Regions from separate parts of the Homo sapiens genome. Here all the other regions are linked to region 3. The links are chromatin loops, found by intact Hi-C in ENCODE. Cell type or tissue: A673. All regions are shown on one strand.

The links. Peaks named below come from ENCODE experiments on the same cell type or tissue, not always from the same donor. Only the 100,000 strongest peaks of a DNase experiment are listed, where the experiment ranks them.
Region 1: a loop joins it to region 3, with 2.2 times the contacts of the local background. A loop is called at or near these places in 2 of 110 quality-filtered maps.
Region 2: it touches region 3 in a loop (3-fold over the local background); 7 of 110 quality-filtered maps call a loop at or near these places.

What each region holds. Positions count from the first base shown.
Region 1 is chr4:95,754,188-95,762,187 of GRCh38, reverse strand. No RefSeq gene overlaps it. Among named protein-coding and RNA genes, the nearest start is that of PDHA2, 82 kb to the left of the region's middle. In A673, no CTCF peak of the experiment used is centred here; DNase peaks (open chromatin) are centred at 547 and 4,097; H3K27ac peaks cover 877 bases.
Region 2 is chr4:95,370,608-95,378,607 of GRCh38, reverse strand. The region is part of intron 1 of UNC5C (unc-5 netrin receptor C); the gene reads left to right. Among named protein-coding and RNA genes, the nearest start is that of UNC5C, 170 kb to the left of the region's middle. In A673, no CTCF peak of the experiment used is centred here; a DNase peak (open chromatin) is centred at 4,597.
Region 3 is chr4:95,546,917-95,554,916 of GRCh38, reverse strand. UNC5C (unc-5 netrin receptor C) reads left to right here and starts at 5,944. Exons shown (of 16, transcript NM_003728.4): 1 at 5,944-6,183. The coding sequence starts at 6,060. UNC5C-AS1 (UNC5C antisense RNA 1) reads right to left here and starts at 5,769. Exons shown (of 5, transcript NR_183914.1): 1 at 5,686-5,769. RefSeq lists an enhancer at 5,373-5,502. In A673, no CTCF peak of the experiment used is centred here; DNase peaks (open chromatin) are centred at 816, 2,276 and 3,086; H3K4me3 peaks cover 1,932 bases; H3K27ac peaks cover 416 bases; H3K27me3 peaks cover 1,281 bases.

The sequences.
Region 1 (8,000 bases), 210 kb before region 3:
GCTTGAATGCCTTGAGCTATTATACCTTCTAACTTTTGCTGATGAATGTTTGGAGAATGCATACAATGTTTAGATATACAGTGTTTAGCTGACGTTCAAGTGTTCTCATGCATTGCCTTTCTGTGAGTACAAGTTCGGTCTATGTAGTCATCCTCTCTGGTCTCTCCCCAGCATGTATGCAGCCTTTCTGACTACCAGGTATACATGGCACATATCAAGTTCTTCTATAACTAACTTATTCCCCAACTCTTCCTGTAAAGTTTCTAGATGATCTGCAGATCTAGTGTATTCCCCGTGTGTATCACAATCTCAGAGTAACTGCAATGTTAGCCTTCCCTGATTTTTGCCACCAAGGTCAAATTGTGTTTGATAGCACTTTCACGGTGAGTTTTTTCATGCTCCAAATCAAGTCATCTCTCCAGCATAGGACCATTGTCTTCACAGTCTACCTTATCCTGGTAGAACTAGAATACCACAAATCTGGTCTGGGGATGATTTGAGTTGCCCCAGGCTACAATGCCACATACTCTATTACAGTGCTTACAATGAGTCATTTTTCTTGAATAAATACTTCTCTTCCTGTTTTTATGCATTTGGCAAATATCCAAACTTCCAAACTTTTGGGGAAGATTTAGTCTTTTTTTTTTTTGAAGATGTAGTCATTGTATTTGGGGAAAAGAATTTTCAGAATTCCTCATTCAGATATTCTGGAATTCCCAGCTCTAAATATTAAGTTTAATAAACTCTTTGAACATAGAGGCTGAGAGGCTGATCTTTTCTCAATGTCTCTGCAGTGAGGAAAATTTTTCACCCAGTTTTCTCATTGACCTTTATAATCATCACTTCTAGATATATGTAAAGATCCCTCTGGATTGTTTATTCTTTCTTTATATTTTATCCCAGATCTCTGGCATTTGATCTTCTGGGATTTCAAGTGTAAAGATTTTGTTTCATTGAGGCTTGTGGAGAAGCAGCTTTCCCAACAAATGGGGAAATGGCTGCCTGAAAATAAAGCCAACACTAGAAATATTATAAACTAATTATAGTTTCTAGTTAGATACAGAGCAACCAAGATGTAGCACACTGTTTGAGACTAAATCCAGTCATATGCAAAGCCAGAGCTAACCCTGGACATTTTAGGTAAGTTAGCTGATAAGTTCCTGGATTAGTCTGTTTTCACACTGCTGATAAAGACATACCCATGACTGAGCAATTTACAAAACAAAGAGTTTTAATGGACTTACAGTTCCACGTGGCTGGGGAAGCCTCACAATCATGGCAGAAGGTGAAAGACACATCTCATATGGTGGCAGATAAGAGAAGAGAGCTTATGCAGGGAAACTCCTGTTTTTAAAACCATCAGATCTCATGAGACTTATTCACTTTCATGAGAACAGCATAGGAAAGACCCACCTTCATGATTCAATTACCTCCCACTGGGTCCCTCTCACAACATGTGGATATTCAGGATGAGATTTGGGTGGAGACACAGATAAACCATATCAGCTCCTTTATGTTGCAAGCTAGCATGATCTGTAAAGGCTAGATTTCTGTCACTTGCAAGTTAAAAAAATCCTGATCTATTTTATATATATTATATACACACACATGTATATATAATAATACAAACTATTCTCTTTAATTTCCCTTATCACAGTTTTAATATTATATTTGTATCTGTGATAGTTTTTTCTTCTCTCAAATGATAAGCTCCAAGGAGAAAAATATGTGTTTTATCCAACATGCCTATTTCTATAAGATATTTATCATTTTTTCTGTCCAGCTTCCAATACCCCTGCCTACTTTATTGAATGATGCACTGTGCCATCTTACACAGAGTCCTATGGAAACTGAAAGAGGCTGGGGCAAATTCTCCCTCTTCCTGCCCTCCAAAAACCAGGGTGAAACATGTGCCCTGGGTTTGGCCAGTTAGACATTTGTATTCTCATCTTTGAATTTTGCTTTAGTGACACAGAAACAGAGAGTTAGAATCTAATTCACAGCATCAACAATGATGTTTCTCAGGAATTCCAACATCATCCTGACCAAAATCTTATTGTTTACATGTTAGCTCTCAAGCAACCTGGGTTAATCTTATTATCTTTCAGTCTCACTACTGCAACTTCCAGGCTGTTTATTCTGTGTACCCCTGCTGCATTTCCGGAAAATTTCCTTTTTCTCTTAGACAGACAAATTTTGTTAGCGTTGCCTGCCTCCAGAAAACCTGACCAATAAATCAGAGAAAATTCTGTGATTAGCACAGAATATGAAGTCAAAAAATAATTATTAGAGCTTTGATAAAGATAATGATTTGGGGGAGAAAATATTATGTTTCTATTTGGCTGGGTTTTTTTCTTTGCACTGAATTCAATTCCATAAATATGTATGAAAAGCCACTGTAATAAGCTCTCTGAAGTATACAGACATGAGTAAAACACAGTAATTTATTTCAAAATGTTTATGTTATAATTAAGGACTTCTAAGAGTGAAATTAAAGGGATAAAAGATAAGGCAACTACTGGTTAATTTTCCATAGAATTCTATTTTTGCTAGAATTATTAATAACCAAAGGTGTAATACCTGCAAAGGCTCATCTGAAAATATTTACTGAGAATCTCCTAGTTGCTAGGCATGGGCTAGAGGCTAAAGATACAGCTCAGTGCAGGATAGGCAAACTCATGCTTTAAATAACTTTTATTCTGATGTTTTATTTATTTTTCAAAGACACAAGTTAAATATATAAAATATTATGAAAATCACTTTAAATGGCAAACCACAAACCTGAGAAAACATTTGCAACTCTTTATGTGAGTCATAAAGAGTAACACCTTTAATACATAAAGAAAATTCAGAGATTCAAAAAAATGCTAATTCTCAAGTTGAAAAACGAGCATTACTCCGAAATAATTTATAGAACTATAAATTCCTAATACATACTTGATATCTCATTAGCAATCACATAATAAGAGATAATTTTTATTTACATAATTTGCAATAACTTAGGTAGCATGCTAAATATTAATGATTTTTTGGTCAGACCAGCATTCTCAGACATTATGTTGGTAAGAACTTTGGCAACATTTTTCTGTGCAGCATGTAGCAATCCTAAATTTTCCATTAATAATTCTAGTTCTGAAAATGTGTTCTAATAAAATTAAAATTGGAGCAAAGTTTGCATACAAACATATAACAAGAACAAAATGGAAAAACTGGAAAACACAAGGAAAACAAAACATTCTACTCCAAATCTCCAATCTTATAACTTTTCCTGGAGTTATCCCAAAATGTTTTTCTTCCTTCTCAGAGTGCTATAGGTCTAGTTCCTTGCTTTATTCTCACTTTGTCCAAAATTATTTCATACTTCAGTGTGAGTCAGCAAGTTTTCCTACATTGAAAACCACTTGCATTCTAATTTATGTTTATGCTAATTATCAAATCAGTGTATTCCTCTTTCTTCTGATACATTAAAACTCATTCCAAATACTGAAAACCTCTTTTGAGTGGGTTCCCTTGTCTCTTGTTATTTGATTCTGAATTAAAGTGGGGTACACGGATTGTTCAAAAATACTGTAAAAAGAACAAAGTACTGTTACTTAAGACAGCACCAGTTCAGTGTCACAAAGTATTACCTTTCACTTATCCTTATTTTGTAAAAACTAGTCACCAATTCAGTTATGTTAACATGTTTAATAGGGAACTGATATTACTGTGTATCAGGAAAAGGTTTGAGGCCCTTTTCCTTAAAATAGCAGTTTTTGAGAAAGTGCAGTAATGATTCTAATAACTATAAAAATTTGTAGGGCTTAAAAATCCTTAGCTCTTCCTCTTCTGCTTGGTAAATGGCATTTTGTTCTTTTTTTGGTGAAAATAAAAATGTTAAGAAATAATGTGCACAATATAAAATTTAGAAGCAGTTTTTACTCATTATGTGTGAGGCAAGAGACAGGAAATGGAGTCAAAGAATAAAAAAGTAACACAGAAAATATAAGGTCAGCTGCATCAAGGGCTATTTCTTACAGCATAGTACCTTTATTAAGAATTCTAAATTCATTCAACCATGGTACAATGGAGATGTTTCTTGAAGTAAATATTACTAACATTCTTATTCACTTTACAATTCAAAAATCATGAAATTACTAAGGAGTTCTAGCTGTGCCATGAAATGACTTTTATTCCTTTTATCTTTTTCATAATGTAATGGTTTCCGCACTCACTAAGAGTCTGGATGTCCCACATTAGAAATGAAGAGTTCTGCATTGTGTGTATGAAGTGAAGACTCAGAAGTTACAGCCTGTTCTCCCACCAATGTTCCACTATTTTCACATCTCCTTCCTTTATCCTTTTCCCTGCCATTCTTTATTTAGGAATGTGCCAGGCATTTTACAAATATTATTTCATCAACCCATTTTATAGGTATGCAATCTGAGGCTCAGAAAGCTCACAGACTGGATTCAAGGTTATACAGGTAGTAAGTGATATATTATAGGTTTTTCAGACTCAAAGTTCCACTCTTTTAGTGTGACCAGAAGGAAATCATTTTTATGATTAAGTTTTCAGTGGCTTATTGTTGCAATGGGTTCCACTGAACTGGTGTTAGAGCAGACATTTAATTGCAAATAAGCCAGTCTTGTGCATTTTTCTTTAGAATAGCGTCTGTAGAAGCTGAAAACACAAATACATATTAGGATTCACAGAAATATTTCAAAGACTACAAATATTGGATCACGAACAAAGCAAATCTGTTGTCAAGTGTATACCTGGGAAAATTAATTAAATCAAGTTAGCTATCAATGAGGTTAAACTTGATATGTGTTCAATATAATGTTTATTGAAAGAAAAGCAACCTCAAACATAGAAAGATTCTGACAATTGTAAAACAGAGAAATCAGGCTTAGTTAAATTACTGTGCATCTCCAACAGACACTTTGCCTAGCTATTTATATGCAAATTGAGGAAAATTTCTGTACCAAAAAGCCTTTGTAATTAAAACATAGTTATTTAAAATGCTGACTATAATTTTTAGTTTACAAAACATACTCTAAAAATATTTTATTTTAAATGTTAACAAAGCATAGTACCTGAACACCATATGTTCCCCCTTTTTGCCCAGTAAGTTTTAAATTCAAGACTTCCTGGAAATGTGTAACCAATGTGAATAAAATCTGCTAGCACACTAGTATCAAAGTGCTCTCTCAATTTATAAAGCAAAACCAGGTTATCAAACTGTAGGGCTTATAAGAATTACCAGTAAACCTCAAAAAAGTCACAGATTCCTGCATTCCCCCGTAAGGAGATTCTGATCCAGTAGTACTGTGAGGCCAAGGGGCTGCAGTTTAACACATGTCACAGGTGATACTGATGAAAGTGGTACCGGAACATATTTTCTAGAACTCTGCTTTATAAAACACTGACTGCTTTATGAAATATTAACTTAAGTGGCTCTTTATTTCACATTCTTAGCACCCATGGCAGTTCTTCAATGTCATCCTAATCTTTGCAGTGAAGATTTCATGCAGTGGCCAAATTTTCAATTAAACACAATTCTACTCAAATTTAAATCACACACATCATTTATCACGGCTGCTAAACCTGTTGGTTAAATAACTTTTATGTTCCACTCCAGAGGCACCTCATTTTTGTGATGAATTAAGAGGTCCCTATAAAGTAGCCTTATCTACCTGTTCCTATCTCTCATGAGTGTTTCAAGAGTATATGATCCTCAGATGCTGAGGTTGAAAAGAGAAAACAGAAACAGCAGCATGAAGGGCAAATTAACTGGCTACTTTAGCAGAACAATCAAAGTTGCATTCTATCACAGGGTAGTTGACTGATAATCTAATTCTCCGATTTGTAAGTTAAGGGATTCAATTTTGTCAGAATGGCTCAAATTCAGGAGGGAGGTGGAAAGTTATTTCATAGCAGCAACAAAAACAACAGCAACAAAAGACCAATTGTAATTAAAAAAATCAACAATAATATATCTGAAGAATTAATGGGTACTATGTAAGGCATTCTAATAAGCAAAACATATGCACTTTATCACTAATTTTAAGTTCAAGACTTCTGTACGAGATACATAATAATATTATATATATTTGGTGAATAAAAAACTAGATTAACTAGATGTCCAAGAAACTAGTGGGTGAACTAGAATGCAAATTTACAAATGTGCCATGAGAACTATAACTAGCAAAGTGACCCAAGAGTACTGTCTTCCACTAAAACAATCTACACAGGAAATAAAATTAATCAGAGCAAGGAGAGTGGTTAGTTGAATGAACCTGATAGTTAATGACATCAAACTATGATGGCCTGAGGCATTCATGGAGAGTGCTGGGGAAATGTTGACAAATTTTTCTTCTCAGACTCCCATTTCTTTACACTCAGGCTAACTATCTTCAGGAATATTAATATCATTGATCCACCTATATTTATTTCATATCAATTCAATTCTTGTTATGTGCTCCTGACTGTACCCCCCACCACCCCAACAATCACCTTGATTAGGTGGACCTTTCTTAAATCTCCTCCAGGATAAACCGAGAGACCATTTCACAGGATGAGGTACTTCATCGAATGACTAATATACTACATTACTTATTGATTCTTACTAGTATGGTTCTCGGGGATTAATATGTCCATATTTTAAAACCCTCTCACTTATGCCCATCTACTTATTACATCAGAAACCAGACAATGTAATAAGTACCCTAAGCTATGGTGGAAAATAATTTGTAATCCTATTCAATCAACTGATAAATATTTATTGAGAGTTTACTTTGTATCAGGCAATGTACTAAGTGCTATTTCACTTATTCCATTCTATAAACATTTGTGTCCAGTACTAGAATGTGCTGAACAATGGAAATCTGCAAAGAATTTACTCAGTAATACACTTAAAAACCAACCAACCAACCAAATAAAATACATCCCATATGAAAAACTGGTTGGGACTATAAAGACCTCTGGAATTCACCATGATTTTTTTACTGATTTTTTTAATAACCTTTTTAATTTAGAGTAGTTTTGTCTTTACAAGAAAGCTGCACTGATAGTACAGAGAGACTTCATCTACCCCTTACTTAGTTACTTCTACTGTTAACATCTTATACTACTGTGGTACATTTGCCTCAACTAAGGAGCCAACACTGGCATATAAGTATTATCTAACCTCCACAAATTATTTGGAATTTACTAGTTTTTCCTTCATGTCTTTTTCTTATTCCTTGACCCCATTCAGGATAGCACATTATGTTTAGTCATTATGTCTCCTGGTGTGTGATAGTTTGTTATATTTTATCTACTTTTGATGACATTGACAGTTTTGAATAGTACTGGTCAGGCATTTTGTAGAATATTCTCGTTTTGAGTTTACCTGATGTTTTTCTCGTTTTTAGACTGGGATTATGGGTTTTTTGAGAAGAAGACCACTGAGGTAAAGAGCCATTCTTGTCACATCATATCAAGGACACATTACTTATCACTCATGATGCTAACCTTGACCATCTGATCAAGGTAGTATTTGCCAGCTTACTCCACTGTAAAATCATTCTTTGTTTTCCACCTGATTTTATATCAATTTTTGGAAGTAATTTATTAAGCATACCCACATTTTAGTGGGGAAAAGAGGCAGGAGGTGTCAATTTCCATCTCTTGGAGAGAAATAGATAACCAATCCACATAAATTACCTGGACCTCTTCCGTATAAGAGATTTTCCCCTTCTTCCCCATTTAATTTGTATCAGCCTTGATATTTTTTAATGGATATTAATTTCTTACTTTGGGTTTTAATCCGATAATCTGCTTTTTATTTTAGTGCTTGAATTGTTCCAGCTTAGGCCATTAAGCGCTCTTCCACATTGTCTCCTGTGTCCCTTCCACATCTACCAACCTTTTGTTTTTTTTTTTTTTTTTTGAGTACTTTCTTATTTTCTAGAATCCTCCTGATTTTGTTTCTGAGTTATTCCCTAATCTTGAGCAAGTCACTTTACTCCTTCATG
Region 2 (8,000 bases), 180 kb after region 3:
GGTATGCCATGTACTGGGACAAAGTCCTCAGCCCTTATAATGCTTTTATTCTGGTGATCCATCAAAAGCTATTACTCTGTGGAGGCTATTACTAATTAGAATTTGCAAAAATTGTGTTTGTTTAAGTAAATGCAAAAAGTCCGACTCTTTTCTTAGCTTCTGAAATGATCATCAGCCACAATACCCTTAAGATATAAAAATTATGATAGTTACGTAGGCTTTCTTCAGTACTTCAACCTAGCCTGATTTGAGATAAAATTCTGTTGAATTTAGTAAATGTTCTTCTTATTAATAGATTATATATCTAAGGATCTGATTTTTAATTCCTACTTTGAAAGTGAGTTACATTTTGCATTTACTGTACACTTTTGATGTGGCCAATTCAGTTGCAAACTAACATGAATTGTTAAAACTATAATTCTCATTTCCATCAGCGTATTCCTTTGGGAAAGAACATAACCTGTCCATGAAAGGATACTCTCTCTATATATAAACTACTGAATCTTGGATTTCTATTAACTATGTGGCTTTTAGACATAGGTAAATGTAGTGAAAGAAAATAATGTGAGCTTCCATCTAATAAGACCAGACTCTGTCTTTGAAAATAATTATTGGAAGGAGGGTGGGGAAGGAACCTGTGCCCATTCACATGAGCTCTACTTGCTGTATATTTAAAGCAAGTCAGTTATCGAGAAGGAATCCTTCAGAATACCGCGAACATATGGAAACTAGCTGCTTATACATATTGTCTAACTCTTTTAAAAGTTATTTTGACTTTAAAAGACCAAATCCACAGAATGACCTTGAGCTACTATTAATCCACCTAACTGTAGGGCGTGAACACAGAACACATCTGCCATCTGTCAGCTGAGAATTCCCCTGGCACCACCCAGACTCCCACTCCTCACAAAGTCCTCTTGGGGCTAAGATGACTTAGAGAGAGGTCTTTCTTTGCTGGCAAAGAAGGAGTGCATTTAGACTAATCATTAAAACCCATTACCTAACAAAGTGCATGTTCTTAGGGAACACAGAGATACTTGCCAATGAATTAATCAGCAAAATAGGCTAGGAGAAGGTGGGATTAGCAGTCTCAGAAAAGATCAGAATCCATGAGATGCCAAAGCGGTTTCACTTGCCATAAATCTTCACCCAATTAGAGGGATTTTTATCTTAACATTTCAGGGTTCTATCTGGATTTAGTTTCTTTGTTGCTCCACAGTATGTTATAGCTGGGGCTGGAACAACGACCAAGGTTTTCCTGGAGCTTGATAGGGAAAATCATTTATTTGAATAATTGATCATTCAATTAGCAAAGCAAATGTTGAACAGTTGGACAGCTCTTTTTATCAGTGTTGATGGGAAGTAATTGGCTGTAGTTCATTACAAAGCAGAAAATTGAAAAGTGTGATTTTGAAATAATATTAAATACAACCCCCACCAATAAAGCCCTCCTGCCTACTCCTTTTGTCATTGTTGTTTGGTTTTCTTTTCCCTCAGTGCTATTACATTCCAAAGTAAAAATCAAGGAACTGATTATGTTCCCTGGCTACTACTGAACAGTGATTTCCCTATACCAGTGTGTCTAGTGTTAAATAATTCTGCAGAGTAAGGCCTGCAAGTGGAGAATGATATTAGCACTTCGCTGGCTTAAAACAACAGCAAAAAGGCAGACAACCAGAACTGTTGTAAAGGGAGCACTGGAGGGGCTCTTGGGCTCAGCTGAGTTTCCACTCAATTTGTAAGAAGAAACCATATTTTCAGTAAAAATACTTGCATATTAAGTGGTCAAATGTGAATTTTTAACAATAAAATATTGGATGGATGTAGAGTGTATTCATTATACACAACAATAGTGGTTTATCTTAAAAGTAATTTGAAAATACTTAGAAACAATTTGATACAATTGCAGCCTATTCTTATTTCAAAGTAACTTTAACCCTTATGTCAAATGACTGTATTTTGGTTCAAAATCATGTACTCATAAATCAGTTGTCATCATAATAAAAATATTTTATAGGATCACTTGAACATTTCAAGAGGTTCTTATAACTTGGAAAGAGTTATTTAAACTGATTTTTCAAAATAGGAGCTTCTAAAGGTATAAATTGATTCCTGGTTCTCAAGCTGACCCTGTTTTTAGCCAACATAAATATTGATAAATCAGCATAGCATTTATATATACTTGTTCATATAGAATATGAAAACGATTTTAATGTTTAAAAGGAATCTATTTTCTTTTAGTCTCTAATATCATATAACCTGCTTCTTAGAGTAGAAACTGGATTACTGTATAGTTCAGCAGTACAGAATTAAGAACAAAATAATTTACTGAAAACAAATATATATTTGTGTGTATGCATATATATATACATACACATAAGATATATATGTATAAATATGTATGTATTCATACATATATGAGATGTATGTGTAAGTATATATAGAAAGGAACAGATATCTCAAGGGAAAATTTTAAAATGAGTTAATGAATCAAACATTGATTCTGTTTATTCTGTATATATATATATTTTTGTTTGTTTGTTTGTTTGTTTTTTGAGACGGAGTCTTGCTATGTTGCCCAGGCTGGAGTGCAGTGGCATGATCTCGGCTCACTGCAAGCTCCGCCTCCCAGGTTCACGCCATTCTCCTGCCTCAGCCTCCTGAGTAGCTGGGACTACAGGTATTAGTATTTTTAGTAGAGACGGGGTTTCACCGTGTTAGCCAGGATGGTCTCAATCTCCTGACCTCGTGATCTACCTGCCTTGGCCTCCCAAAGTGCTGGGATTACAGGCGTGAGCCACCACGCCCGGCCTATTCTGTATATTTTAAAACTATTCTTGGATGAGAAATAACTTCCACAATAATGCTAAATAATGAGCATGCTTATTTTATTCCTGGATTTAAAGGAAATTTCTGAAGAATTTTCCCATAAAGAATATTGCGTTTCGCCTTAAGATAGGTACTTTGCTATTAGAAAATTGTTCTTCTAATCTTATTTTCAATGGTTTTATTAAGAATGAGTGTTAAATGTCATCAAAAACTTTTTGCCTCAAATTAATTGTATGATGCTTTTGTGGGTTTTCAGATTAGCATTTTATATTAACATGTTTCTTTATAACAATCATCTTTATATTCCAACTTTTATCCTGTTTCTTCATTGTAAAAGGAATACTGACGTATTTCTTGAAAATGGTCTCCTTTAAAATAATCCATTGTCATTTTTTTACCCTGTTTGGAAGTATGGATAATGTATTTTTCTATGACATGAAAGAATCTTAAGAGAAACTACTTTGATATTGGTTTCTTCTTATTTTTACCTAAGTTTTAAAATGCTTTCTTCAATTATGTTCTTCATAACCAATTCTAATTCATTTTTATGGTGATTCTGAACTCCTATTATGTATCTCTGTGTCTGTCATTTTCTCTCATCATTTCTTAATTTAGCTTTTGTTTGTTCATCTCCTTCTTATCCAAATGTTTATTGTGAGTCTACTACGTGACAAATTACTAGGCAAGAAGGATGAAGGAAAGATAAATACAATAAAATATCCACTTTCCAGTCTCTGTTAAGCATTTTTACTACATGTTACTCTAACCTATATTCTTTTCTATATCAATTCAACTGTTTCATGCTTGAAGTGCTGATTTAAATATTCAGCATTATAGTTCAACCTGCGATGTTATTATAATTTAGCAACCATAACATTTTTAACTTCCTGAGAGTCAGTACTGTAAATTTTTCTAAACTTTGTATTTACTTTATATGACATATATATTATACTTGATTTCCATACTTTTCTGCTTCTTTCATGTCCTCTTGAGAAGGAGTCTGACTGCACCAGACCATGCCTCACTTAGACTGGGTTAGATGGCCTGCCACCCTGGGCCTCCCTCTCCAGAGGGTCCCCATTTTGAGCCTTTCCCCAACTATGCTCCTCCTCACCTACCTTCTCTTCTAGATTATGCCTTGGGTAGTCAAGATTCCAGAATTTTCTGCTCAAATGGCTCTAGCTTGCTTTCCAGGGTCTGCATGGATCATTTGCTTGGGCCTGTCCTCTCAAGTAGAAGCCTTGCTGTCAGTGTGTAAATCCCTGATTCTGAGGGGAGGCCAAGGAGCGACTGCTTGTAAGGGGTGTGGACAGAGCATGTGCAGTGGACCAGGATGGCCATAGAGGCATATGCAGGGCTGCTTATGGCAACTAAGGAATCTGGTCATTGAAAACCCGTGACACTCAAAGCACTTAAAGAATGATAATTTGGAACTTAGCTTTATAATATATCTCTAGAAGATATATTTGTCAAGATTAGAGGATAATAAATATTTTACTTAATACTTTGTTGCCTTGATATATAACCTTGAAGTATCTAGGCATATGGTGTGCAAACCTCCATTTGCACTCTTATCCTGAGCCCGGCAAATGTTGAGGGCAAGTCTGCATTGAAATATTATTCTCCTTTGTTTTCTTGAATTATTTTCATAATTCATTAAGAAGAGTCCTGAGGGATGTTGCTTTGACATCTCCTTCCTGTTTTCTTAACATCAGAGTACGTGCTCCCCGAGTTTTTTGTTGGTATGTCAACTTGCTTATAATGTAATTTAAGGGCTAATTCAGACCCATTCTTCAAATGCAGGAAAAGATCACAGTTGGAGGCCAACTGGAGATCAGATCTCATGTGTAGTGATTCCATTAGAGATTGTCATCAAAATAACTTCATCATATTTAGAATGGCTTAACAAACTAAGATGAAATAATTTTTACTCCTGCTTTCTTATTTTGAAGCATAACATAGTTCAACATCAGAGGGACATTAATGGAAGCTCGCCACCCCCTTCCCACATTTGTAAAATGAATCAGTGTCTTTCCATCCCATATTCAACAGCTAAGCTATTTATGTCCCATAAACTCAGGGCTCATTCACTTATTCAGCAGCTATTTCCTGAGTGTCTACCTTGTGCCAGTTGCTGTGCTAGTGCTGAGGATACAGCCGCGAAACAAACAAACTGTTAGGACATTTGGGAGGAAGAATCAGATAAACATCATATCAACACATCAACAATTGCCACAGTATTGGGCAGGGATAAAAGTCACCAAGAAGAATGAAATGGTGCGTAAGGAGACGGATCACAGTCAGGGAAGTATTCTTTGGCAAAGCAACAGTAGAGAGTGCTCCTGGATGCGTGGAGGGAGCAGGATATGTGGATACCTAGAAGGATATTATTTAGTAAGTATTAGAGGAACACCAAGAAAGTCTGAGTGACTGGCACAGATTATGGGAGGGAGAAAATGTTAGGAAATAGAATAAGAAGAGGGTCAGCTCATATAGATGTAGGGCATTCTAGGCCATGGTAAAATGAAACCATGGAAAGCCGGGGAACAGTTAAGTAGTGTTGTGGCATGTGTTTACTTATGTTTTTAAAAGATCACTCTGGCTGTTGCGGGATAGTTGCGTTTAGGGGTCAAAACAAGGAAACCTGCAAGGAGGCCATTACTATAGTACAAGACAAGAGATAGTGAGATGATGGTGGTTTTGACTCTGTTGGTAGCAGAAGACGTTGTAGGAGTTGAATCTGAGGTATATTTGGTCTTTAGGAAATCAGAACTTAATCCTAGCTTCAAGGAGTGCTGGCAGAATCTGCTACAACCTTGTATTGTTTTTACTCTCCTGTGATGGTGTAGCTGCTTGAGGATTCTTCCTGATCAGGACCTAGGGCCTGGTGCTACTTCTTACACCCAACTTTTCAGAAATCTAAACTGAACTCTTTTGTTATATTTGTGCATCCTCTGAGCACTATAGAATGATGTCTCAGTACCTTGCATAGAAGCAGAGCAAGAAAATCTCTCCTGTGTTAACAAACCACCAACCACACATTCGTTCTGCCTGTAAGTGCTATATTTTATATCTATTTCTATTGTAATATGCCTTAGATCTAATTTTGAATGTGGAACGAATACTCATTTTTAATAAAAATGTAATAGTACCCAAACAGGGCCAAAGAAACTAAAAATCAGGATGTTAAATCCCATAAAATGTTTTTGACTATTTCTCAATTTTATGGAATAACAATAAGAGGAAGAATTAAGAAATCTCTTTGAAATCAATAATACCTAACAGAGCAACCTTTCCCGTTTGGAAATCGCTTTTCTGTATGTGATAGGGGATGTCATCCAAAATATCATGGAGACCATTATGTCTGCATTTGTGTCAGTGGGTTTGCCTAATTTAGGTCTCAAATACATGGATGCCAAACACTTAGAAAGCAGCTGTTCTTCTAAATGTATTAAGCAATTTACTTTAGGTAATGTAGCCTATAAAATTTTAATTTTGGATTAAATAAGCCATATCCTGCAGCATGCCTACTGCACCTTGATATTCAAAAGATGAAATACGGGCATATTTAGTGAATTTCTTCTCAGGATGCTCCACTGGAGAAGGGTCAATAGTTTCCTAATGAAAGTAGTCAATAGCAATTCCTCTTAGGAAGCTCAAGGAAATTAGCATTAAACAACAGGCATGGGTGTCTAGGGTTTTACACAATTATGTGATAGGATTGTTACATGTTTCAGGAAATGGTTTCAGGAGGCATTGCACTGAAGAGGCAATTGATAGGAAACAGTGCAATTGTCCTGGCTCTGGGGCTGGCTGCATTACAATGTAGAAATCAGAAAGACACATAGCTTGAAAATCTATACTAAGAAATGCAGAACATGGTTTTTATAAATAAATTGCCAAAGTTAGTAAGGGTTATTGCATTTTAATGTCATGATTTGGAAGAGAACAGATGTTTTATTGGGTGAAAATTTGAGTTAAATACCCATTTGATTTCCAGCTTCTCAAGTGTCCTTTATGCTACTGTGAGGTTTTGAGCTGTGAAAAACTATTTATTGAACAAACACTTACGTAGCCCTGGTGTTTCCAGTGCTTTGCACATGTTAACTTATTTAATTTACATAACAATACTTTGAAGCTGGCGATTCAGTTATCCCTGTTTCTCAAGTGAAAAAAACAAGACACAGAGAGGTTAAGTAACTCATCCAAATTCACACAGGTACTAAATAGTGAACTCAGGCAATGTATGTAGATGCAGGACTTGCCTCTAAACCATCAGATTATGCTGCATCTTCCTATCAGTTTTCATCTTTTCCAACTCTAACCTCAATCACATTTGATACTCCCCCCCCCCCACAAAATATACTGTGTTTTTATTTCTTTCTTATCATAGCTGTAGGTTCAGCAAATGTTGAAGAACAGTGACAGGTCTGCCTTATGTACAGTGGGGTTTGCAACATTTTAAAAAGCAGTATGGATTTTTCTCATCTTTTATGTTTCTTTTTATTTCATGTCCGTTTTTCTGTCAAGATATAACCTATGGAGAAACGTTATGAAACAGCATTACACTGAGGAGACTATCACAGCTAGGGGAAGGCTGCCTCACTGAAGTGTTACTGAAAACAGACAGGCTTTCAATCCATGTTTTTTGGACTAAACAATGTTTAAAGTAACTTTATCAATAAACAACTAGAAGTTTCTAATTTCTAAGTAATTGGCATTACTCTTTTCTTAAATAATGTACTAAATATGAATAGATAAATAAACCTAAAAACTTCCTAATGGCCCCAGGACCCTGCTATGTATTGTGATCACTAGATAAACAACGTCAAGACAAGCTTAAACCTATAGCTTTCCCTCTACAGACCGCTTACTTATTAGAAAAACGAATGACCACTTTGAACTACGTATTCTTTTGAATGACATACTCTTTTGTACAACCCAGTGATTATTTTATTCATATAATCATTGGAAATCATGTAGTGCTTTTCTTATGATGCTGTTGTCTTACTGTGATAAAGTATAAACCTGTACGCGGTAATTACATGGAGTCACCCACAATGGGTGGTGCAGTTTGCTGCTTTTGCAACTTCAGAAGAATGAAAAACACAAATCAAGCTGCCAAATATAAGTGAGCAAAAGAAGGTTAACAAAACAAAACAACAATTAGC
Region 3 (8,000 bases):
AAAAAGAAAAAAGAAAAAAGAAAACACTTTCCTCCCTTTTCTCCTTTTTTTCTCAACCAACTATAGAACTATTTTTCATTTACCTGTAATTCTTCAAATACACCCTCAAATGCCCTGTCTTAATGTCTTTCTTTCTGTGCCTTCCCCTTGTTGCTCCTCTCCAACAGAGTTGTGTCCAACTCAGATGATCTGGCCAACATGCACAACACCCTTCTCCTTATCCACCATTTGTGATTGATCTTAGGGGGCTATTTGACAGACCGTCAAGGAAATGGAAACTACTTGGGCTGAGGGCTTCCAGAAAAGTTATTTGGAAGGCATCTAGGCTAGATGCAGCCCCTCAGGACTGTTCCACCTTCTTCTGCCTGAAAAGTGAAACATGACTCCTGGAGGTGGAAAAGCTATCAAGCAACTGTGAGAATGAAAGCTGTACATTCTGGAGCATGGAGCCAAGACATGAAAAGAGCATAACTGAGCTTCCACAGTGGCCATGTACTGTCTACTCCCAGGTTCCTTATCGTTAGAGATAAATACACCCATTGTGTGAAGAACAGTATTGCTGATACACAAGTGTGTGTCTTACTTTTAGGTAAATCTTCTTCTCAGGCTCCCATATCCTTATATTCCCACAACATTTTTGTGTTTATTTAAAATCCTTTTGTTTATTCATTTATATTGCCTGTAAGATTCTGAGCCATTGCTACACAAGGACTATACCTCATGCATATTTTTCCCTAGGGATCCTAGAGTGGAACCACAATATAACAGGGGGGAAGTGAAAGTTTTCTGAATTGAATTGGATTTAATTCTTCCAGTCAGTTAATGGGAAAAGCAATCCACAGGGGGCTGGCTGCTCTTCAGCCTTTCTTAACTAGTGCTCTTCTTTTGCTACAGTGATGTGTTGTTGCACAAAAGCCTGGAGAACTCATCTTGCCTCATATACCACAGAATAGGGATTTGTTATTTTGTCTGCCCTACATCCATTCTCTTTGGCATCTTTTTTTTTTTTTGTATTAATCATTTTCTATTGTATCCTTTTGGAGAACCCCTTATCCCCATTTTCAATCCAAGTTTCCAGTTGGCAAATATTGGCACATGACCAGGCCTTGCCATTCAGTATATGCCAAACATCTGGCCATGGTAATTGCCTCAGTTGTGAGTATGTGGCCCAAGATAGGCCAGGGCCATAATTCTGTATTTATTTTTTGCCATTTGGAAACGAGTGTGCTTTGTGTTGAGATTGACAATGATAAAGACAATGTAAACCTGGAGCTGCTGGGAATCCCAGGATGGAGATCATAAGTCTGTGAATGAAACCAAAACAGAGGAGAGCATAACCAAGATATTGAGGGTGGGGGGAAGTACTAAGTCCCATGAGTGATATTTAAATTCATGGGTCTAAGACATCATCCCTCAAATCAGACTGTCGCTAGTAAATACTAACTGTGTGTGACCTTGGGCAAAGTTACATAACCACTCTGTTTCCTCATTTATGAAACGGAGATAATAATGGCACTTTCATTCAGTTATGATGATTAAATGAGATAGCACATGTAAAGAGCTTAGAAAGTGCCTGACACACAGTGAGTGATAGTAAATGGTATCTATTATTAAATAGATATTTCTTATCCATAGTTTTTGAGTTATGCACAGTGATAAATTATCTTTTTGCTTAAGCTGGTTCGAGTTGGGTTTCTTTCACTTGCAACCAAATGGGTCTTATCTAATAGAATTAATAAAAAGCAGAAAGCCCTAGAGAGTTTTGGTTTATGACAAGTTAAATCTCTTTCTCTGGGCTAAGGCAGGGAAGGAGGATTGAATCAACTGAATCTAGACCATCTGGCTCTCCTTCGTTGATGTCTATCAGTAACATTATGTGAGGTCTCTGAACTCCCAACTTGTAGGAAAGGAGTTTTCCTCATCACCATCCTATTTATTCACTAAAATCCTCTTTCTCCTATGTTGCCAGTTAATGCAGTTAATAATATCCCTGGTATGAAGATTTATTTTTAAACCTACACAAAAAATATAAAAAGTGAGGAATCAAACATATAAGGAGAGAGATACAATGAAAGAAAATATTTCCATAATTAAAATATATGATCAATTGTTTTTGATTTAAGCTTTAAACTGGAAACTTTTTCAGTACTAGTTCCGAGTAAATGATATTATTATGAAGCAGCCTACATGCTAAATAGCATACTTTTCTTGGTGTAGATTTCTGGAGGGATATGCAGGGGATTTGCATGCTTAATTCCCATTAGCACCTGTCACTGGGATTTATTATCCTAGAGTTAATTCTCCACTCACTGCAGCCAAGAAAAAGAAAGCCCTTGTATATGGATTTAAATGAAGCTTTTCATTTTTCAAGATGAGATGAATTTCCTGTCTGTTCCTTAAACACCTGCAGTATTCCAACCCTAAAAAGTCAAATTCCAATAAATTTTTGGTGAAAATTTGGCAAAACTTGATTTTATTCAACAACTAGAAAAGCCTACTCATAATTTGATAACTTGAGAGGCTGAAGAGGAGAGGAAGAAGGTTTAATGAAGGACTTAGCTCAATTTTAAATCCATTGGTTCTGATTCAATCCATTCAATATTCAGTAAGTATTTATTGATCACCTATTATGTACAAGGTATTGTTCCAGGTTCTGGGTATAGAGCACTGAATGTATTAGAAAAAAATTTCTCCCCTGAGAAGCATACATTTTATTGCAGACTGCATATATATATACATGTATACACACACACACACACAAATATATATATACACATATATGTACATATATAAAGTAAGTGTTATATGCAAAATCAAAGCTGGCAAATGATATTTTGGATGATAGATTGTTGCTATTTTAGGTAACTTGATCAGTGAATGCCTCCCTAAGCAGTGTCATTTGAACCCAGATCTCGATGACTTTAGTAAACCTATTCTCAGGAGCCTATAAAACACTATTATTTCTCTCATGAGGAAAAAATGTGATGATCAACAAAAGTAGTCAGGATGTTAATTCACAAGACAAGTTCCATCTGTACTTGTAGAGAGCAGGAAACTTGCCTGCTGTGTAAAGCTGATGTATTGCTGGTGTTTTTCCTGTCCTTTGTGTGGTGCTCTCACTCTCTTCCCCCTTTTCCACCTCATTACTCTATACCACTTCTCAAACCATTCTCCTGCCATCTTTAGGCTGAATTTCAGTATTTAACTACATTTCCTCTTTTAATCTCGTATTCTTTATTTTAAGGAACTAATTGCATGTGGTATCTGTCACTGAGTACCTCAATACCCCAAACAGGAGTAGGCGACAATTTCAACCTTCTTTAGCTGTCCTAGACTTTGAGGAGTCTTCCCCATTGAGCTTTTTTGGCAGGAAATCAGTCAATATTGATTGAGTACCAACTATATATCAGGCTCAGTTTAGGAGCTGTGGTTGAAATAATGAACAAAGGCAAAATCTCTGTCTTAAAAGAGTTAAATTCTAATTTAAGAAGACAGGCAATAAAATTGTAAATAAATAACTTTTGGATGTCGTTGATGTGATGGTGAGTATGTGTGGAGATTTCTTAGTACTTAAGCTGTTGTCCTTCTTAGTAAAATTGTACATATAAATATAAAGTATAATAATAATCCCTTGTGAAGTCATTCTCAAAATACTTGACAAGTTATTAGTGGCCTCGATACACCATAAAATATGGTAGCTGCTGGCCACATGTGACTATTTAAATTAAAATTAAATAAAAATTTCCAATTCACACTAGCCACATTGCATGCAAGTAGCCACATGTATCTCATAACTACGACCTCAGAAAGTACAGATATGAACATGTTCTTCATTGCAGAAATTTCTGCTGAACAGCACTGGTGTAGATAGCATGAGGCTAATGGGAATTTTTCATCAATGGTAAGAACAGCAGTTTACAATTTTGGCGTCAGGCATTTTACATATGTTTAACTTACATAATCCTCAAATAACCCTATGAGATAGTTCCTGTTACTAGACCCATCTTACAAATTAGGGAAGAGAGGCACCTAGCTTTAATGTTCAATATCAGTCAAGTAATAAGAAATGCTAAGAACTGAAGGCAGACAGTCTGGTGCCAGCACCCACCCTGTTGTCAAATATCTTGATGTCTTGGTATGGAGAAGATGAAGAGAGTGAAGAAGGGTTTTGTGTGGTGGACAGAGTCTCCACAGAAATAAGAAGTGGCCAGTTTTGTCAATGTCTTTGGCAAATACTACCTTTTCGGATCTCCCTGATTCATCCGAGATAGGTCTTATTGCCTAGATGGGGCTGTGCAGGCAGAATCATAGAATGTTAGAACTTAAGAGAACTTTGAAACTATCAAAATATTTCACAAATGAAGAAACTGAGACATTCACAGGTTACCTGACTTACCCAGGGTAACAGAGTAGTTATGACCACAGCCAAAATTAGACCTCATGTTTCCTGCGTGTGTGTGTGCATGCGTGTTTACACATGGCCCCCTTGGCACCAAGAGCATAAAATTCCCTGATGTATTATTAGTTTAAAGACATGCTAATCTTGGGAAGTGATTTTCTTTTTCCCAAAATGTTGTCTGTGTCTGTGTGTTGACCTTTTAATAAATTCACTTTCCTTTTGTCTAGTCTTATTTTACCCACCCAATCTTGCATCCCTCCATCATGACCACAGGGATTCACAACCCAGCTACGTAGACAATTATTTCCTGTAGAAAGGTAAACAAATTCATAGCAGCTCGAGTTCTTACACACACTATTAGAAATTTGAAAAACATGTTATAGGCTCCACCATCACTTTGAGTATCTACAAATTTTGCTTTGCATTTTTTTTTTCTAAGAGAGTTTCTCTCGGTATCGCATCACCACCCTTGTCAGCCACCAACATGCACGCAAAGAAAGCACTGTTGCAGAATGAGTTTCCGTCGAGCTTTTAGTTTCTGTTCCACTGCAAAGGGGTCATACGCGCTCAGAACATAAAGCAGTCTGACTGGCGCTGACAACCCCAGGACAGCAGCCGGCTGGGGCAGTGCAAAAGCTTCATGCCTTCTTCCCCAACCAAGAAGGACTTCAGTTCGAGCCCGCACCGGCTTCGTCAACCGCGAGACCCGAAGTCGTAGACCGAGTCCAGTCCTAGGGAATTCGGCTGAGGCTTTGCCGGCGCGGCGAAGAAGGTGGCAGGCGGCAGGCTGAGCTCCACTGGACACAGCCTAGTGGCCCGGGGCGCGCCCGCTGCACTCCCGGCGTCCAGGTCTGGCGCACCGCGGGAGGCAGGCGCGCTGCCACTCTCCGCAGCCGCTTCGTCCCCTGGTCTGTCTCGCCTCGGCTTCAGCGGGCAAACCCACAGCTGGTCTCCTGGGCGCTGATCTCCCTGCAATCCTTGCTTACATAAGGCGGGCGGGCGTGCTCCCGCCCCCGGTTACCCCCCAGAGGAGTTGTGCTGCGCCCTCTACGCCTCCTTGGCGAGCGCCTTCGCGCACCCGTGCGCCCTACTCTAGGATGTGAACCTCCTTGGCCACCCAGCAGCGACAGCCGGGACATCTCTCCGCCGGCGTGAGAACACTGAGATTGGAGACCAGAGCGCCTGACGGTGCCCAAGCTTCCTCCCTCCGTTCCCTCCTCCTCCAACTCCCCCCACTTCAACCCCCACCCCCACCCCCACCCCCGGTGTCTGTGTGTGTTCCTCACAGGCGAGGGGACCCGGAGAGCAGTCCAGACTTCGGCGTGCGGCGGAGCTGCGGCTGCTCCTGCTGCTGGGGGGAGCGGCGGAGGTGGCCGCCTTGCGCCTCCCTGGACTTCCCAAGTGGGGGCAGAGCAGTCGCTCGCGGGAGACGTCAGTTAGAAGGCATTGGGAAAGAGGGACCTTCAAACTCCTCCTCGGCGTCTCCTCTCCTCCCCCTTTTGGCCCCTGCCTTTGGAGAAAGTGGAGTGTGGCGCTTGGTTGTCGTTATTTCTTCGGACTGCTTCGCGGTGCACGGATTCAGCTTCTGCCCAGTGGGGCTTTCAGCTGTTTGCGCGTCTCTCTGTCCCCCTCCCCTCCCCCCGGCACACCTCTGTCTACGATGAGGAAAGGTCTGCGGGCGACAGCGGCCCGCTGCGGACTGGGACTGGGATACTTGCTGCAAATGCTCGTGCTACCTGCCCTGGCCCTGCTCAGCGCCAGCGGCACTGGCTCCGCCGCCCAAGGTAAGGGGGTCCGCCAAGCTCCGCGGCCACCTCCCTTAGCTTCTTCCTTCCCTCCTTCCTCTCCTCCTCCCCAGTTCTCTTGACTTCCTCAATTTGCCTCGTTGCTTTCAACTGGAAACCACTCTAAATTCCACTTTCCCAACTAGTCAAGAAGCTTTGATTATAATAATAATAATTATTATTATTATTATGTTTAATCTATCTTCTGAGATGGGCACGAATGGACCAGGGACGAACGGGGTGTGGACACGCAGCCGATCCGTCTCCATACGTGTGGGAGCCTGGAGTGTCTTGTGCCCTTTCAGCTCCGCACGCGCACGTTGTTGCATATTGCACACACGGAGGTTTGGAAAGACTCTCGGTGCGGGTGGCTGTGTGACATACCGTAGATGCACCCCGAAGCGCATGATGCGCAGAGGCTCCCCGCGCTGTGCCAAGACTGGGGTAGCAGGATCTTCACTGAGTCTCTGAGCACACTAGACCCCGAAGGGCGCTCAGCTAAGGAAATGTGTCCATTACTGTCAAGGACTCAAAAGCACCCGTCCCCCTCGCCTGCTGCTTCAGGTGCTGTGGAAATACACAGCTCACCCGAATCCGCGTACCCGGCTGGAGGCAGGCCCGGGATGTGCATGCCTCTGCACTCATACATACCCCGCTTCATGCCTGCTTCCCACCAGGGGATGTAGAAATGAAAATCCCGGAGCTCTGGGGGAACCGGCTGCTTGTTCAAACCAAATCCGAAACTCCCCGGGGTAGTCGACCAGTTTATAACTCTGACATTTTAATTTAACGCCTGTGAACTTTAACATAAGTGACCGGGGCCCTGGGCGAAGCCGGGTTGGGAAGAGTGTGGCCGGGAGTTGGGGATGGGTAAGGGAGGAGGGGAGGCTCCGGAGCTGATCGCCCGGCTCCCTTCTTGTCCGCCTAGTTTGAAGTGTTAGCAGCAGCTCCCAGCCTTCAAAGCCGGGAAAGCTGACTGGAAGGGAGCGCAGAAGAAAGAGCCAAGGCTGTCCCCTCCGGGGTCTCTTTCAGGTCACCTGGGCCCCAAAACTTCTGGCCAAGCCCAGCTCCTACTTGGGTCTCTTAGCCCACTTCAGTGGTGATAGCCGGCTCAGGCGAGGCAGCTCAGCTTTTCCTGGAAGAGGAGAGAATGAAGGAAGCTTATGCAGCATTCAGAGGCAATTCAGGGATTCTCCCTTCACTCTCGGTTACTCTTCCTTCCAAATTTGGAGAGTAAAGGGAGGCTTTACGATAGCCCCAACTCCCCAGGTGATGTTCAGACACCCTAGGGTTTCCGGACAGCATTCCCTCTGATCTTAGAGAGGCGCTGGGGGTGGGGATGGGGGTGTTGGAAGCGGAGGAGAGCGCCTAGCATAGGAGTGCGGTCTGGGTGGAGAGGTAAGTGATTAGCAAGGCTTTGTGAATTAGCGATAGCTTCTTCGGAAGTAAATTTTCCTGCTGCCCTGCTAAGTGGCCCTGCTCATAAATCCTTCCTTCCTTTCTCGCCAGATGCCTCCCATCCCTGAGGTTCTGCTCTGGTTTTCTTATGCACACCTCCAGAGTTCATCTGTCTGTCTATTTAAAAAGGAATCTCCACCGAGAATCATAGCTTGTGGATTTCCTAAAATTGATAAGAAGTTCTCAGGGCGCTAGCCAAGGGTGCTTAGAGGGGGGTGTTTGGAAGCTTAAGTGAACAACCTTATGAATAGTCGTGGAATCAACCGCGCGACTCCCTGTGGAATTCGCCTGCTGTTACTGGGCATACAAAGGACTGAGCCATGGGGGTGGGTGGCGGGAGAGGGGGACGGGGCACGGTG